Linked DNA regions of Homo sapiens: region 2 is linked to region 1. Evidence: chromatin loops called from intact Hi-C (ENCODE). Cell type or tissue: HepG2. All regions are shown on one strand.

The links. A loop is a pair of places that touch in the nucleus more often than their neighbours do. Peaks named below come from ENCODE experiments on the same cell type or tissue, not always from the same donor. Only the 100,000 strongest peaks of a DNase experiment are listed, where the experiment ranks them.
Region 2: it touches region 1 in a loop (2.9-fold over the local background); 4 of 110 quality-filtered maps call a loop at or near these places.

The regions. Positions count from the first base shown.
Region 1 is chr17:72,588,587-72,596,586 of GRCh38, reverse strand. LINC00673 (long intergenic non-protein coding RNA 673) reads left to right here and starts at 3,783. Exons shown (of 4, transcript NR_152516.1): 1 at 3,783-4,384. RefSeq lists a silencer at 3,656-3,705. In HepG2, CTCF peaks have their summits at 2,134 and 3,784; DNase peaks (open chromatin) are centred at 3,746, 4,876 and 7,438; H3K4me3 peaks cover 4,729 bases.
Region 2 is chr17:73,197,342-73,205,341 of GRCh38, reverse strand. COG1 (component of oligomeric golgi complex 1) reads right to left here. Exons shown (of 14, transcript NM_018714.3): 4 at 7,946-8,000; 5 at 5,321-5,477; 6 at 4,566-4,776; 7 at 3,442-4,233; 8 at 2,196-2,342; 9 at 1,549-1,710. Among named protein-coding and RNA genes, the nearest start is that of COG1, 8.3 kb to the right of the region's middle. RefSeq lists a silencer at 1,638-1,932 and an enhancer at 4,334-5,533. In HepG2, no CTCF peak of the experiment used is centred here; DNase peaks (open chromatin) are centred at 1,041, 1,751 and 3,931; H3K4me3 peaks cover 641 bases.

The DNA of each region.
Region 1 (8,000 bases):
ACAGCAAAACCCCATCTCTACTAAAAATATAAATATTAGCCAGGCACAGTGGCACACGTCTGTAGTCCCAGCTACTCGGGAGGCTGAGGCAGGAGAATCCCTTGAGCCTGGGAGGCAGAGGTTTCAGTGAGCCAAGATCATGGCACTGCACTCCAGCCTGGGGGACAGAGCGAGATTCTATCTTAAAAAAAAAAAAAAAGTATTAGAATTAAGACACCATGATAATGGTACAGAGTTAGAAAAACTGACCAGTGGAACAGAATAGAGAGCCATGAATCTACTCAAAAAAGGAGAAAATTTGATACACGAGAGAGGGTTGATATTGCAATTATTTTTATCACCATATATATGCATATTTATATTAAATACATATGTAACTTTTAAAATAACATCTCAATTTTAGAATAGATTTACAGAGCCATTGCAAAAATAGTACAGAGAGTTCCCATATACCCACTGATATGGTTTGGCTGTGTCCCCACCCAAATCTCATCTTGAACTGTAGCTCCCATAATTCCCACGTGTTGTGGGAGTGACCCAGTAGGAGATAATTGAATCATGGGGGTGGTTTCCCCCATACTGTCCTCCTGGTAGTGAATAAGTCTCTGATGGTTTTGTAAGGGGTTTTCTCTTCCGCTTGGCTCTCATTTTTTCTTGCTGCCACCATGTAAGACGTGACCTTGCTCCTCCTTTGCCTTCCACCATGATTGTGAGGCCTCCCCAGCCACATGGAACTGTGAGTCCATTAAACCTCCTTTTCTTTATAAATTACCCAGTCTTGGGTATGTCTTTATCAGCAGCGTGAGAACAAACTAATACAACCACACTCAATTTCCCTTATTATTACATCTTACATTAACATGGCACATTTGTAACAATTATGAATCAATATTGGTACATTACTATTGACTAAAGTCCCACACTTTATCAGATTTCCTTAGTTTTACCTAATGTCCCTTTTCTGGTCCAGGATTCCATCCAGAAGACCACGTTCAGTCATCAAGCCTCAGCCTTCTCTGAGCTGTGACAGTTTCTCAGACTCTCCTGGGTTTTGGCGAACTTGACAGTTTTGAGGGTTATTGATGAGGTGTTTTGTAGACCATCTCTCAGTTGGGGTCACTGTGTGCAGCCAACGCTTAAGAAATGGGGAGTTATACTCCACTTCCTGGAGGGCAGTGTATTTACATACATTTTTTGAAATTCTTCTGCACAGATTTCTTTTCCTCTGTGTATTTATTTTTCCAATCACCTAATTATATCAATATGAACTCATGAATTTTTTTATTACTTTGGTTATAATCTAATACCACTTTACTTAAGTTGTTGTTCAAATGGTTCCCCCACTTTGGCGATTAAGAGCTCTTTCAGTTGGTTTCTATGTCCTTCTCTCGTGGCCCCACCATTGTATGGTGTGTATGCTTGTGTGTCAGTGTGTTTTAGCACTTTCTTACTTTCTGACACTACGAGGTGCTCCAGGCTCATCTTGCATATTTCCTGCCCCAGTCCTAGAATCAGCTGTTTCTCCAATGAGCTCTGGTTCCTTCTGTTGGACAATAGTATAAAAACAAACCTAGGTGCTAAATGATCGCTTAGATCCAGTGCTCATTGCTACTGGGCTGCCATTGCTTCTGGACCCTCTTAGCAGAGAGAGAAAGGAGATATATGTGTGTGTATGCTAATGCATGTACACATACAATTCTTATTTTTACCTCTATCTAGCTATGTATGTATGTATGTTTGTATCTGTCATCTCTATGTTATGCTAAACATGGGTTTATACCTCTCTGGATGTTTTAGGAGCAAGGAAGAGACATGATTCCAGCTTTACCTGGGGAAAATCAATCTCACAGCAATGAGAAGAAATAAATGATGAGTTAAAATTAATTTCTATATTTTTCTAATTATTCAAGTGACTAATGTTTGGTGTGCAGAAATTTAAGAAGACTGAGGACTAGAATGAATTATAACGCAGGAGAAAACAATAACCATGCATAGTCAGCAAGAGGCACTGATACCATTTTGAGACGACTGGATGCCCTTTCGTATGCTAGGAATATGCAGCCCGTGTTCTGGAAAGTGGGGAGAAGGTCAGGCGGCTCCTAGCAGCAAAGCTGCGTTATCCTCAATATCCTGTAGGGGAGGGTTTAGGGAGTTCGGATATCCCTGCCTTTGACATTCATCTTGGCCTCAGTTTTTCTCTTACCTGGAAGCAAGAGAGGAGTTGATTGTGAGTTCAGAGTGGAAATGGTGGCCAATCCAGACCCTGCACTGCCACTGACTCTCCGGGAATGTCAGCGCCAGGTGAGAGCCAGGATTCCAGGGCCAGACCTGAGCTTGTCCATAGCCTGGGACTTGAATGGGGGGAAACTTGGGCACAGTGGCAGGTGGAAAATCAAGTCTGTGCTTCAGGGGCATCTAGGAATGCCCTGTCTATCTTCTCCCCTCCCCAACCCCATTTACCCAGGTGCCTCCTGTTACTTTCAATACTAATGCCTTCTTTTTTTTTTTTTGAGACAGAGTCTCACTCTGTTGCTCAGGCTGGAGTGCAGTGACGCAATCTCGGCTCACTGCAACCTCCGCCTCCCGGGTCCAAGCGATTCTCATGCCTCAGCCTCCTGAGTAGTTGGGACTACAGGCATGCACCACCACGCCCACCTAATTTTTTTTGTATTTTCAGTAGAGATGGGGTTTTGCCATGTTGGCCAGGCTGGTCTCGAACTCCTGACCTCAGTGGTGGGATTACAGGCATGAGCCACCACGCCCAACCTGATGCCTTCTTTTTCTGACCATTTCCTCTCCAGCAATCCCACCGTGGCCACAGGAAAACCTGGCCCAGGAGATTCCAATGTTCTTGGCTTCCCCTCCTGTCACAGCCTCAGTGATTTTGTGATTTCATCTTGCTTCTCAGGGCTTGCTTTTATCAAAAGGGTTGGTTAGTCACAATGGCTGTTAATAGGTGCAACAAGGCATAGAAGACCTGTTAGGGGTTGAACTTTTCCCCCTACAACTCCAAAATATTAATATATTGCAGTCCTAATCTTCAGGACCTCCAAGAATGTAACCTTATTTGGAAATAGGGTCGTTGCAGATGTCATTGGTTAATGATGAGGTCGTACTGGATCAGGGTGGGCCCCTTATCCAATATGACTGGCATCCTTGTAGAAACACCACAGTGTGAAGAGACAGAGATTCACGCAGAGGGAAAACTATGTGAAAAGATACACGGAGAAGACCGTGTAAAAGGTGGAGGATGAAGGTAAGGCAGTTGCAAGCCAAGGAACGCCTAAGATAAGGAACGCCTAAGATAGCCAATGACCACCAGGTCTCAGAGAGGCCCGGGACAGATTCTCCCTCACTGCCCCTAGAAGCAAGCAACCCCGCTAACCCCTTGATTTCGGACCTCTGGTCTCCAGAAGTGGGGCCCAGCTGGGATAACCTGACTCTAGGGCCACCAAGGTTTGTCATCCTGGGCGGCATTCGGGGCTGGTGTGACCCACCTTATGCACAAAGGCCAGAATAGACCTAGCGGCATTGACAATAGGACTGGAATGCCAGCTTTGTCTGTGAAGGAAGGGCGCAAGGGAGGACAGCTGTGGTGGGCAAACCCTAACCATTTCCATCCTTGTTTAGCTTTTGTTCTGACTACGACAGGACTACGTAGTCGAACTACGACTCCCAGGAAGCCGTTCGGCCTTCCCCACCCCCTCCCCGCCCACCCCGCTCCGCCCCGTCCCGGCGCGGGTCCGCCTGGTATATAAGGGCCGAATGGCCCAGCCGACTGCAGGGCGCGCAGGCGGCGCGGGTGCGCGGTGCGGCGCTGGTATCCAGAGGACGCGGTCACCGCCTCTGGCATTTGTCGTTCTGCGCTTCTCCGCAAGGACCCTCTGTTAGGCAGGCGCCCACCGTAAGCCTCCCGGGCCTTGTGAACCTGCAAACCCAAGTCTGAGAGACGATCCGCCTTCAGCGCTTTCCAGCTTGGCAGAGAGGCTTTCCCGGCGGGGATCTTTGGTTGGCGCTGGCGATGCGCGGGGAAGAAAGGCGAGGAGCGGCGTCCAGGCTGGGTGATGTCCCAGCACGAGTAGGCGGGATGCGCTCGCTTGGTCCTCCGGGCGCCCGGTCCCTGCCCGCGTCGCGCGCCCACCCCTGGGGACGAGAAGGCGGCCGCCTGAGGACCCCCGCCCGCGACCTCCGCGAGTCTGGAGCGCAGAGGACAGGGTCTGGCTGCTCTTTGGCCTTGGATGGAAAGTGGGGAATTGGGTGGGGGGCTGCGGACCCCTTAACGTGGATTACTTGGTGTGTATCAGCTGGGCTCAGAAGACCCACGACCTCTTCTCCATCCGTGGATTGATTTGTTCTGCTTAACAGCTGGGTCGCCAAGCTGGAGGTAAGTTTCCCTGCGGTTCGGGGAAGGGATCTGATTTACTTTCTTTTCTTTCTTTCCTTTTTTCCTCCGCGTCGTTTTTCGAAGGTCTCGAGATTCCGGGTTGAAATTTTTGTTCTTGTAATTGACATCTTCTTGGAGGTCATTTTAGTCATCCCCCTGCCTCCAAGCGGAGCTGATTCACCTGGGACACGGTGGTCAGCGACCACCCCATCCTGGGCGTTCTCGGCCGTTGTCCTTCAGCCTCTAGCGCTGCCAAGCCTTGGCTGCCTGGAGGGACCGAACCTCAGCTGGGGGAGACGCCCCCGCGTCCTCGGCGCACCCGCTCGGCCCCTTGCACTTGCCTTAACGCCTGGGCGCCCTCCGGGCTCCGTTACTTCGGGAGCGGTGCCGCCTCCGTGAGCTCCTGGCGTCCGCCCACTGGCGACCGGGGACGCTGCTGGGGCGCAGCGGTTGGAGAACGCGACTCAGCCGAGCCCCTCTCACCGTTGGGGCTAGGGGGTGAGCGGGGGCGTTTGGCAAGCAGCTTTCCGGCGAGGACTGGGCCACCCGTCAGGCTGACGCTGGTACGCGTTTGGCCAGGGTGTGGACGGGCTTTCTGAATAGGTGGGAGGTGGCAGGAATTCAGTCCAGTGAGACCACCCGCCACCTCCCCTTTCCGGCGCAACTTGCTAATGGAAGTCGTTTCTTGGCCAATGTGGGGAGAGGGCTTACGTCTTGAGTCTGGAACTGAAAGCATACCGCTTCTGTATCCATAGCTTCCTCCTCCCCTTGTTCTTTTGTGTCTGCCCTGTTTGGGGGCAGCGCGATGCCTGTCACTGAGTAGGCACTGAATAGATGTTTGTTGAATGAATGACTGAGCGACTCCACCCTTGGCGTGCAGATTAACCAGGGTCCTCCTTTTCCTTCTCCCTCCTTGGCGATTGTCCTCACCTCCAGGACCTATCTAGGTTTCCTGAGGATGCTTTCCCAGAGGTGGGATTCCCTCCTTCGCCCCTCACCCCTCTCCTGCAGCCTGTGGGTTCGCATTTAGAACCTGTCGGTGATCCATTTCCCACCCAGCAGTCCCTTCTGCATAGGAATCTGACGCTGTCAGGGATCACTCTTGGTCAGTGCTCAGGGTCCCAGCGTCTCCAGTGAGCACTGCTCCAGGAGCAAGAGAAAGTAAAGCAGCACCGGAAGAAGAAAAGGCAGTGCATAGTGGCACGACCCCCTACCCTGGGAGCTGGGGCCCTCGGTGCCCCTGGTCCCATGCAGGGTTTGGAACTGCCCAGGTTGACACAGCACCTTACCTGCGGCCCTTCCCCACCCTCTGCCCCCACCCCAGTTCTGTGCTTAGACTGACTCCGGGAGAGGAAAGGTTGAAACCGCCAGGCAAACTGATAACCAACCCCACCACTCCTCCTCCCTGTCTGATTTTAAAAAGTAATCCATGCTCTTTCTCTTTCTTTTATAGAAAACTACACAAAAGTGCCCAAAGCAGGAAAAACATCCAATTCACACAGTAATGCTGGCAATTTGATATATTTCCTCACTGGTGAAATCCTGCAATGTATACAACTTTTTCTCCTCCTCTTTTTTTGTGTAATTTTATTTGAACGTTTCCCCCATGTCATGACGGCATGGTAACTGTATTCTGCTGCAGGCGTTGACTCATAATTGGCTTGGCAATTTCCCTATTGTTGGATACTAAGTTGTTTCCAAAGTTTTACCATTAGAAGTAATACAGTGAGCATCTTTTGTACATAAAGATTTATCCACATTTTGTATTATTTTCTTTGGAAAATTCCCAGAAATTGCTATATTTGCTTTAAGTTAGAGTTATGTCTAAAGCAAAGGAATAACTCTATTTCTGGATATTGCCGAGATGGGCTTAGAGGAAAAGATACCACTTACCCATCAGATAATACTGCATCTTGGAGCGGGGACGCAGAAGGGGCACAGAGTGAATGGCTGCTGAGGGAATGAAGTGTTTTGTTTTGTTTCTTTTTGTATCAAAGAGTTGATCAGCATTGGTATGAGAATAACTTAAAATTTGTCATCAGGATTATGATGTAAAATTTTTTTTTTTTTTTTTTTTTGAGACGGAGTCTCGCTGTCGCCCAGGCTGGAGTGCAGTGGCGCGATCTCGGCTCATTGCAGGCTCCGCCCCGCGGGATTCACGCCATTCTCCTGCCTCAGCCTCCCGAGTAGCTGGGGCTACAGGCGCCCGCCACCTCGCCGGGCTAATTTTTTGTATTTTTAGTAGAGATGGGGTTTCACCTTGTTAGCCAGGATGGTCTCGATCTCCTGACCTCGTGATCCGCCCGCCTCAGCCTCCCAAAGTGCTGGGATTACAGGCGTGGGCCACTGCACCCGGCCGATGTAAATTTTTTTTTAGCAATACCATAAAGTAAGATATATCAGGCAGCTAGATTTAACATGCTGTCTTTTTTAAAAACTTAACTTTTGATTTTGATATAAATCTAGATTTACAGGAGTTGCAAAAATAATGCCAAGGGTTCCACTATATCCTTTACCCTGCTTCCCCAAATGCTAACATCTGATATATCCATGGTGCAATGATCAGACCTGGGATACTGGCACTGACACAACACGTTTAACTAGTCTACAGGCCTCATTCAAATTTATCCATTTGTCCCACTCATGTCCTTTTTCTGGTCCAGGGTCCAATTTGGGATCCTGTAATGGGACCTTGTAAAAAGTGGGAACCCAGAGGGGTAGAGAAGACAGCCTTTGTTCAGGAGGAGGTTTGAAATTGGGACGTCATTTTCATTTTCCTCCCCAGGTGAATTTGCCCTTCCTCTACTGACGGTAGCAGAGCCGTATCAGGCTTCCAGGGCCTATGGGAGCTTGCCCATAAGTGGGGAAAGCATCTCTGTGTACCCCCTCCCTCCTTTCCTCTCCCCAAACCTACAGTGGGAATGTGTCATTGAGTGAAATTGGGTTATTAGCCGGTCTGCCCTGACACGTCTTTTTGGGGGTAGACGTTTGCCATCTGGTGTGCGTGAGAGCAAGCTGCTGAGCCACTGAATCCGTGGTTGACAAGTACACCGTGCAATGCCTGCGTGGGTGACTCATGCCGGCTGGAGTAGCAGGTGTGTCGGGAGCTAAACGTGCAGACCCAGCAGGTACAGCATTTCCTGGTTATCTGAGCAGATTGGAAGGAACACGGATTTCTGCTCTGAACTCAAAATGGATTTAGGGTATTGTTAAGCAATTTTGGGTTAGGAAGTGATTCTCCTTTTCTTTAGGGGACTTTCTTCCAGGAGAAGATTTGGGGTGAGGAGAGCTAGCCCGAAGGGATTTTTGGAGGTGGCTGATATGGATGGAGGCTAGCCCAGGATCTTTGCATAAGAGTCCACTTGTGTGAATTTGAAGAAACCCAGGAAAGGGGCCCTTCTCCTGTCCTTACAATAAAGAGACCGCATGGTCAGCCAGTAACGCACACGTGAATTGAGGCTGTCTGCTTTGAGTATCACTGTGTCTTTTCTGACTTGGAGTGGTTGCCTGCATTGAGCGAAGGCGATGTTTGTTTGGGATAAGGAAGTTTTGACGTTACTTAAATCTCAACAAAACAGATTTCTGTTGTCCAGACAGAGTTTCTGTGTTAATGTTA
Region 2 (8,000 bases), 610 kb before region 1:
CTGGCCCTTAAAAAAGGCCTCAGATGCTGTAAATGGTTGTTCTAAAGGGGAAAAAAAGGCTCCTTGCCTGAAGGAGAAGTGTTTTGAGGAGGCTCATTAGAGAAGACTTACTGAATTCTTTCCAAAATCAGGATTTGTTCCTTCTTGGGTTTTTGTTTGTTTGTTTGTTTGTTTGTTTTGAGATAGAGTCTCGCCTTGTTGCCCAGGCTGGAGTGCAGTGACACAATCTGGGCTCACTGCAACCTCCACCTCCCAGGTTCAAGCAATTCTCCTGCCTCACCCTCCTGAGTAGCTGGGACTACAGATGTACGCCACCACACCCGGCTAATTTTTGTATTTTTAGTAGAGATGGGGTTTCACCATGTTGGTCAGGCTGGTCTCGAACTCCTGGCCTCAAGTGATCCACCCGCCTTGGCCTCCCAAAGTACTGGGATTACAGGTGTCAGCCATCGCACCTGACCATGTTCCTTCTAAAAAATGTTACTGGCCAGGCGTGATGGCTCCTGCCCATAGTCCCAGCACTTTGGGAGGCCGAAACAAGCGATTTGCTTGAACCCAGGAGTTTGAGACCAGCCTGGGCAAAATCGCAAAACCTGTCTCTACAAAAAATAACAAAAATTAGGTGTGCTGGCGCATGCCTTGTGGTCCCAACTATTCGGGAGGCTGAGGTGGGAGAATCTCCTGAGCCTGGGAGGTTGAGGTTGCAGTGAGCCGAGATGGTGCCACTGCACTCCAGCCTGGGTGACAGAGTGAGACTCTGTCTCAAAAAAAAAAAAAAAAAAAAAAAGTTACTAATGAAATGGGATTATACACCAAGGGCAGAACGCTTCCTAGACAGTGAAAGCAGTGTGAAGGGTTGGGAGACAAGAACTCCCCGTAAGTAAGCACCTCTGTGTGTCACACTTTGTGGCAGGCAACTGTTCTCTCTAACTCCCCACAGTCACCCCTGAGGTAGGTGTGCTGTGGCTGGGGCCGGGGGCTGTCTGCCTTTTACAAGTGAGGAAACCACTGAGCGGTTTATCTACAGGATCACATTTGGCCCTAAGGAAACGGAGGTTAATGATTTGCCCGGAGCCCCCAGTGAACCAGTGGCAGCACTGAGGTTGGAAGCCAGGTCTTTTATTTTGAAGCTCTGATCCTTTTCATTGTTTTTTGATTTTTTTGTTTTGTCTTTTTAAGAGACAGGGTCTTGCTTTGTCGCCCAGGCTGGAGTGCAGTGGTGAGATGATAGCTGCTCATTGCAGCCGTGAACTCCCAAGCTGAAGCCATCCTCCCACCTCAGCCTCCCAAAGTTCTGGGTCTTGGTGTTTCCATCTGTGCTGAGCTGCCTTCTTAGCGAAGATCTGCTGACCCTTTAGAATGAGTGTAAGTAAACTCACAGCGCTGGGTGCTACTCCTAAGATAGAGCATTTTTACAGGACCCGATGCCTGGGCTGGGTGATCCTTAACAGTTTGAGTCTTTGATGTGAACTGCTCAAACCCAAGACAATGCTAAGGTTTTCTTTTGTTTAATTTGTGTTTTTAATGGGCAAACATTCAGACACCTACCTTAATCTGTTTTTCTTCGGAGAGTTTCTCATAGGCAGCTACTACTTGAACCATACAGCTTTTCAGCATCTCCTGTAATGTCACCTTTGGCAAGGCATGGCCTCCAACCCGATTAATTTCCTGGCATAAACTAAACAGGAAGGACTGTACATACCAGGACGGCTAAAAGAACAAAGAAATGTCACATTGCCAACTTGCACCAATTAAATGACACACAGTGAAAGTGAATCCACTTAATCTTACAAGGCCTATGTGCCAGGACTTTGACCCCTCTCAGCAACGCTTCTTACAGGCAGACTGTTCAGCAGACACAAGGCCCCTGGTTAAGTGCAATTTGCTGTTACTGCCTCCACGGTCTGAGGCTGATCTCGAAGAGGTGCCTGTGTTTTATGCTGCTGATTTCACGGCAAGTAAGTGGTTCCCTAATTAGCACAGAGCCTATGCTACAAAAGGAAAGAATGGTTAACTGACTTCTTGAACAGTCTGCCATTTACTTAGCCCTACATCTACTATGCCCCCACAGTAGAAAATTACAGATGTTACTTTCAGCTATTCCTCAGAAGTTGTATGTTGAATGATTTTCTAAAATCTTTCTTCTTTTCCACGGAGCAGTTTATTCCCTTTTTCAGCCCATGGTCCCTGCTCACCTGTGCAGGGAGTCGGATCTTGGATGTGACACTGCTGCCAGACTCTGCCTCCTCCTGAATTTCTAGCTCATCCCAGCTGGTGGCTGTGGCCAGAACTGAGCCAGCATCATCTAGAAGTAATGACTGGGTGAATCCATGAATCAAAACCTGGTAATAAAAGGCAGATATCCATACAAGCCACTCAGATCCTCTGTAGAGTTTCTTTAAAACAATCTGTGTAATCCTGAGAACAGCTCAAGCTGCTGAAGTTGTAGGTACAGTGATGGTATCAGTCCTCTTTTGGCTAATTATCAATGATATCAGCCATGGGAATTTTGTTGCTAACTACCCTATAAATGTCAAATACCACTTCTTTTTTTTTGAGACAGGGTCTTGCCCTTCTCCCAGGCTGATTGCAGTGGCACAATCACAGCTCACTGCAGCCTCGACCTCCTAGGCTCAGGCAATGCTCCTGCCTCAGCTTCCCAAGTAACTGGGACTACAGGCGTGCACCATCACATCCGAATAATTTCTGTACTTTTTGTAGATAGGGGGTTTCATCATGTTGCCCAGGCTGGTCTTGAATTCCTGGGTTCACACAATCCAACCATCTCAGCCTCCCAAAGTGCTAGGATTACAGGCATGAGCCGCCATGCCTGGCCCAAATACCACCTCTTAAGGTACAAGTGGAGGCTACTGGGAATATGATATTTAGGTTAAAGAGAGGAAATCCAGGCAGAAAGTCTTTCATTCTCATCTGATGCAAGGAAAAAATGCAGCTTTTCTGTCTACTGAATCTAAGCTAAAAATGAATGAAAAAGTTTTTTTTGAGACGGAGTCTCGCCCTGTTGCCCAGGCTAGAGTGCAGTGGTGCGATCTCGGCTCACTGCAAGCTCTGCCTCCCGGGTTCACACCATTCTCCTGCCTCAGCCTTCCGAGTAGCTGGGACTACAGGCGCCCACCACCATGCCCGGCTAATTTTTTGTATTTTTTTAGTAGAGACGGGGTTTCACCATGTTAGCCAGGATGGTCTCGATCTCCTGACCTCGCGATCTGCCCATCTTGGCCTCCCAAAGTGCTGGGATTACAGGCATGAGCCACCGCGCCCGGCCAAAAAAGTTTTTACTGAACTTTCTGGCAGAGATAAAGTTAACCGTATGAAATCAGAATTGTTTTGCCTTTACTACTGAAGGAACTGATTGAGGTTGGCAAGACTGGAATATGACAGAAGTGAGACAAGACAGGGATAAGAAATTACATCACTCACTTTCACAACTGCACTGCTCCAGACCTGGTAGCCCATCACGCTCTGCTGGAGGAGTACTTCTTTAACCTCTTGCCACTTGGCCTGTGTAGGAATGATTTCCTGAGTTTTCACCTTTCCCTGTTTTCTCAGAGCCCTAAACTCCCTTGCTGGTTTCTCTGAGCTCTCTGATTTTCCCAGGATGCACTGCTTCAGATGGGGGCACAGCTCTCCCAGGGACTGGCAGAGTCTGGCCATGAAAAGAACTGAGTGCAGCTTGGCACTGTTGAGGGCATCCTGTTGCCCTTGCACACCCTCTTCAATGCTCTGTAGCTCTGCCCGGATGCAGTCCACGATGTGCTTGATGCATGCCACGGACTGAGTCCGCAGCATCTCCTGCACGGTCCCCGCATCTGCGTATCTGTCAAAGGCAGAACTCTTGGCCTGTGTGGGAGAAACGTCCTTGGGCAGTGATGAGTCATCAGAGGGGAGGTAAGCCAGGAGGTCATCTAGTTTAACCTTCAGCTTAGAATCCAGGGCAGAACAGAAGTTCTGTACACAAGGGCTGATGGCTTGTGCTTTCATGGAGAGGCCGCTACTGGCAAACTGACCCCGGTTTGCCACGCTGACCCAGGCCGCATCGGAAGGCAGGTCATTAGGACTCTCAGACCAGAGGAAGAGCGACATGTTGTACTCAAAGTGGATGTGCTTATTTGAAGGGGAGTTGCTGGTGCTGCTTTCAAGTTCCTGCAAAGCTGAAACCAAGAGCTCCTTGGAGCTACTGGAGATGGAGTCAAAGCCTTCTTTTGTCAGAGTCTAAAAGAGAATGAGAGAAGAGTTCTAATCACAGTTCCTTTAAGGACATTTCAAAACAAAAGTACCAAATGGTAATTTATCCTAGCATTCAGAAGGTTCACCATCTTCAGAAAGATGGCATGGTGTTGGCAGAGAATAAAGCCATTATTGATGAACATGGGCCCATTCCCGATCAAGTGACAGAGGCCTGGTGTATTTTCAGCTCTAGACTCTGGATCTGTTACTAAGCAGGAAAAGAATATACTTGGGAAGCGACAGAAATCTCCCAAGACAGTCAAAATACCACTAGGATTGGCCATAAAACAGGTAGACCATGTGACTGTCCAGCTCACCTGTAATCGGTCAAGGAACAGTTGCTGCATCATATCTTCCCAGAACAAGAGCGGCTTCTCCAGAAGCCGCCGACATAGCACATCCCAGCTGTGATTGGTGGACTCATTGGTAAGTAACTCCCACATGGCGTCCCGGATTCCCGCGAGACCCTTCATGCTCTTCACGTACATGAGCAGGTTGGTGATCCCATTTTTAATGTCTTCATTACACCTGCAACAGAATCATGTTCTTTGGGCTCCATCAGAGGCATGGTGTTCACATCTTTATTAAGAAAAACATCAGAATCCCATTTGACAATCTCTTATCTGAGTTCCAGTAGATAAATATCTATGTGTCTCAGTGTTGATAGACCTGTAGCAACACAGAGCGTTTTGGCTGGGTTGGGGCATGCAGTCTGTTGCCCACACCAGGCCTACCCTTGCTTCCCCGAGGATATACGCAAGTCTGGACCCTGCGGAATGGCTTAAAAAAACAATGCATTAAGTAAAAACAGGAGTTGCAGAACTCTCACATAAAGAGAATTTAAAACTCCCACATAACCTTTTGAAAGACAAATTCCTTCTTGGTTCTCCCACAGCGGGTGCTGAATGACCTCAAAGGTGGCAATGGGTCACAGAGTGAGAGGCTGGCTGATGGGCAGCACGCCATCCAGGACAGGCTTTCTGCACATGCCTCGCTGACCCTTGTAATGCCCCGTACAAGGCTGCATGGGTGGCTCCTGCCAGCTGCAGGGAAGCTCTTTCTGGTTACTTACATGTGGATCCATTTCTGCAGCGTGTCTTTCAGGTATTCCTGACTGATGGGATGTGCAAGGGTTCGGAGTGTTGGCTGGAACTCGACGATGGATGCTGGCAGGTGTTTAAACCAGCTGCAGAGTTTCATCTCTTCCTGCAGGACACCAGTGCCCTTTCCTAAAGAGAAGGCCAAGTGAGAAGCCATCTAGGCCACCCTTTGAAGTGCATATTGAAACAGGGAGTTAGGCCAGGCCAGCTTGGGCAACACAGTGAAACCTCACCTCTACAAAAAAGAAACAATTTGCCAGGCGTCATGGTGCACACCTGTAGTTGCAGCTACTTGGGAGACTGAGGTAGGAGGATCATTTGAGCCCAGGAGGTCGAGGCTGCAGTGACCCATGATCATGCCACTACACTCAAGCCTGGGCAACAAGGTGAGACCCTGTCTCCAAAAAAATAAATAAATAAAAGATGGACTTAGAAGAAATTTCCAAAACTTATCAAGTTTTCCTTTGGAAGGTCAAACTGGACTTCTGAAATACAAGGAAAGAGAAAGTACGGGACACGTGTGAGGTCCCATCAGGGAGTGTGGCAGCCGCCCCACAACTCTGGTCATTCTGTTGGTTGAGAAGAATGGCAAAGATCGGGAGGAAACAAAAACGGGGATCAAAAGAGTAGAAAGAAGAAATGAGTGCTATGCAGTCCTGGGGGTTTTCAAAGTAGAACTTAAGTTGTCAAAAAAGCAAAAGGTAATGGCTTCCCTTTCCTCTCAATCCTCCTACCTCCCCCGAAGATGGAAGGAAAGAATCGATGACTGCTTATCCTGATTAACTGAGTCGTTCATAGCTCTTCAGAGGTGACCTGTCAAGAAGGGGACAGGCCTGCACTGCGCAACTCTGGGAGGCCCCGTTCACTGTGTTCTGAGCATAAGGCACCCTCCGGAGTTTGAAACCCAGGGCCCTCCCAAGGCCCCTTGTACTGCTTTCTAAAGCCATGACAAGTCAGCCAGTACCCACCCTTCCTGAGTGGGATGAGGTACTAAATGTAAGCACCTTGAGGGAAAGCGAAGCATAAGGAGGTGGAGTTGAAAGATAAAGTGAGCCAAGATGAGGTGACATTAAGCACCTCTCTCTGGAAACAGCCACGTGGCCACCACCGCACTCTTCTGTTTCCTTTCTACCTTTGGCTGTATCTCCTTTGTCAATTTTGCTGACACCTCCATTTGACCTTGGATTTCTGGAGTTCCATAAGGCAGAGTCCTCTGTCATCTCCTTACTGATGATGTCATCCATTCCCACAGCTTGAAATAACAGCCACATGCAGATGTACAACAGTGTGTCTCCAACTAGACCTCCCAGCGATCTGTTCTGGGCCCTCAGGCACCTGCCCGCTTCACAGTCCCATTCCAAGGCCTCAGCCATCGCCAATGCAACGTTTTCTCTCTTTCGTTTTTTTAAAGACAGGTTCTCGCTCTGTCACCCAGGCAGGAAAGCAGTGGCACAGTCACTGCTCACTTCAGCCTCAACCTCCCTGGCTCAAATGATCCTTCTGCCTCAGCCTCCCAAATAGCAGGGACCACAGGGGCATGCCACCACACACAGCAAATGTTTATCTTTTGTAGAGATGGGGTCTCACTATGCTGCCCAGGCTGATCTCAAACTCCTGGACTGCCTCAGCTTCCAAAGTGCTGGGATTACAGATGTGAGCCACAGCACTGGGCCATTTCAAAGTGAACCCATCATCGGCCACTTCAAACCAGCTCCATTTCTACTTAACTTGGTCACCTCCCTTCTCACATCCTTACAGCCAATCTGTCACCAAATCCTCTCCTCCTAAACAGACGTCCGAACATGCAATTAGCTCCGTCTCTATTGTTCCTTCGTAACCCAAGCTCCCAGCGGCTGACACCTGGATCGTGGCAACAGCCTCCTAAGTGAGCTCTTGGCATCCATTCTAGCCCCAAGGGGATCTATTCCACCTAAAAGCCAAATTCATTTATTTCATTTCAGTTGCGATAAATGCTACCAAATAAAAGTACAGGATGCACGGGCACACATAACAGAGGGTCCGCACCAAGCCTGGAAGGTCCCAGGAGGCTTCCATTGTTCTTTGGATAAAGTCTAAATTCCCTAGCCTCGCTCACAAGGCTGGGCATTATCTGGCCCCTGGCCCCACCTCCAGTCTCTGCTCAAGCAGCTCTCCCCCTCACCCAATGCCTCACTGGCTGTCTTACAGTTTCTTCTTGCCTCAGGATCTTTGCACATCCTCTTCCCTTTGCCTGAAAGCCTGTTGCTTGCCTTCTTCATCTAAGTGACTCCCACTCAACCTTCAGCTTTCAGGTTAAAGGCTTCTCCAGGGAAGCCTTCTCTGACCTTGGTGAGTTACTTCCATTCAATGTTCCCAAGGCAACTTGTACTAAGCCTTTCTAGCAATGACCAATATAGACACTAAATGGATATTCGCATATTTGTGAGTCTGATACCTGCTTCTACCACTCAACTGTGGCCTCGATGAAGGAAGGGCCTCTATTTGTCCAGTTCACTGCTCCATCCCCAGAGCCTAGCATGGTGGCTGGCACACGGTAGACGCTGAGCAAATTATCAGTTGAGTGAACCAGAATTTAAAAAGCTTGGCTAAGAGCTCACCGGCAGGATGCTGGCCTGTGATGGTCTCCAGAGTAGAGAAGAGCAAGCCACATGG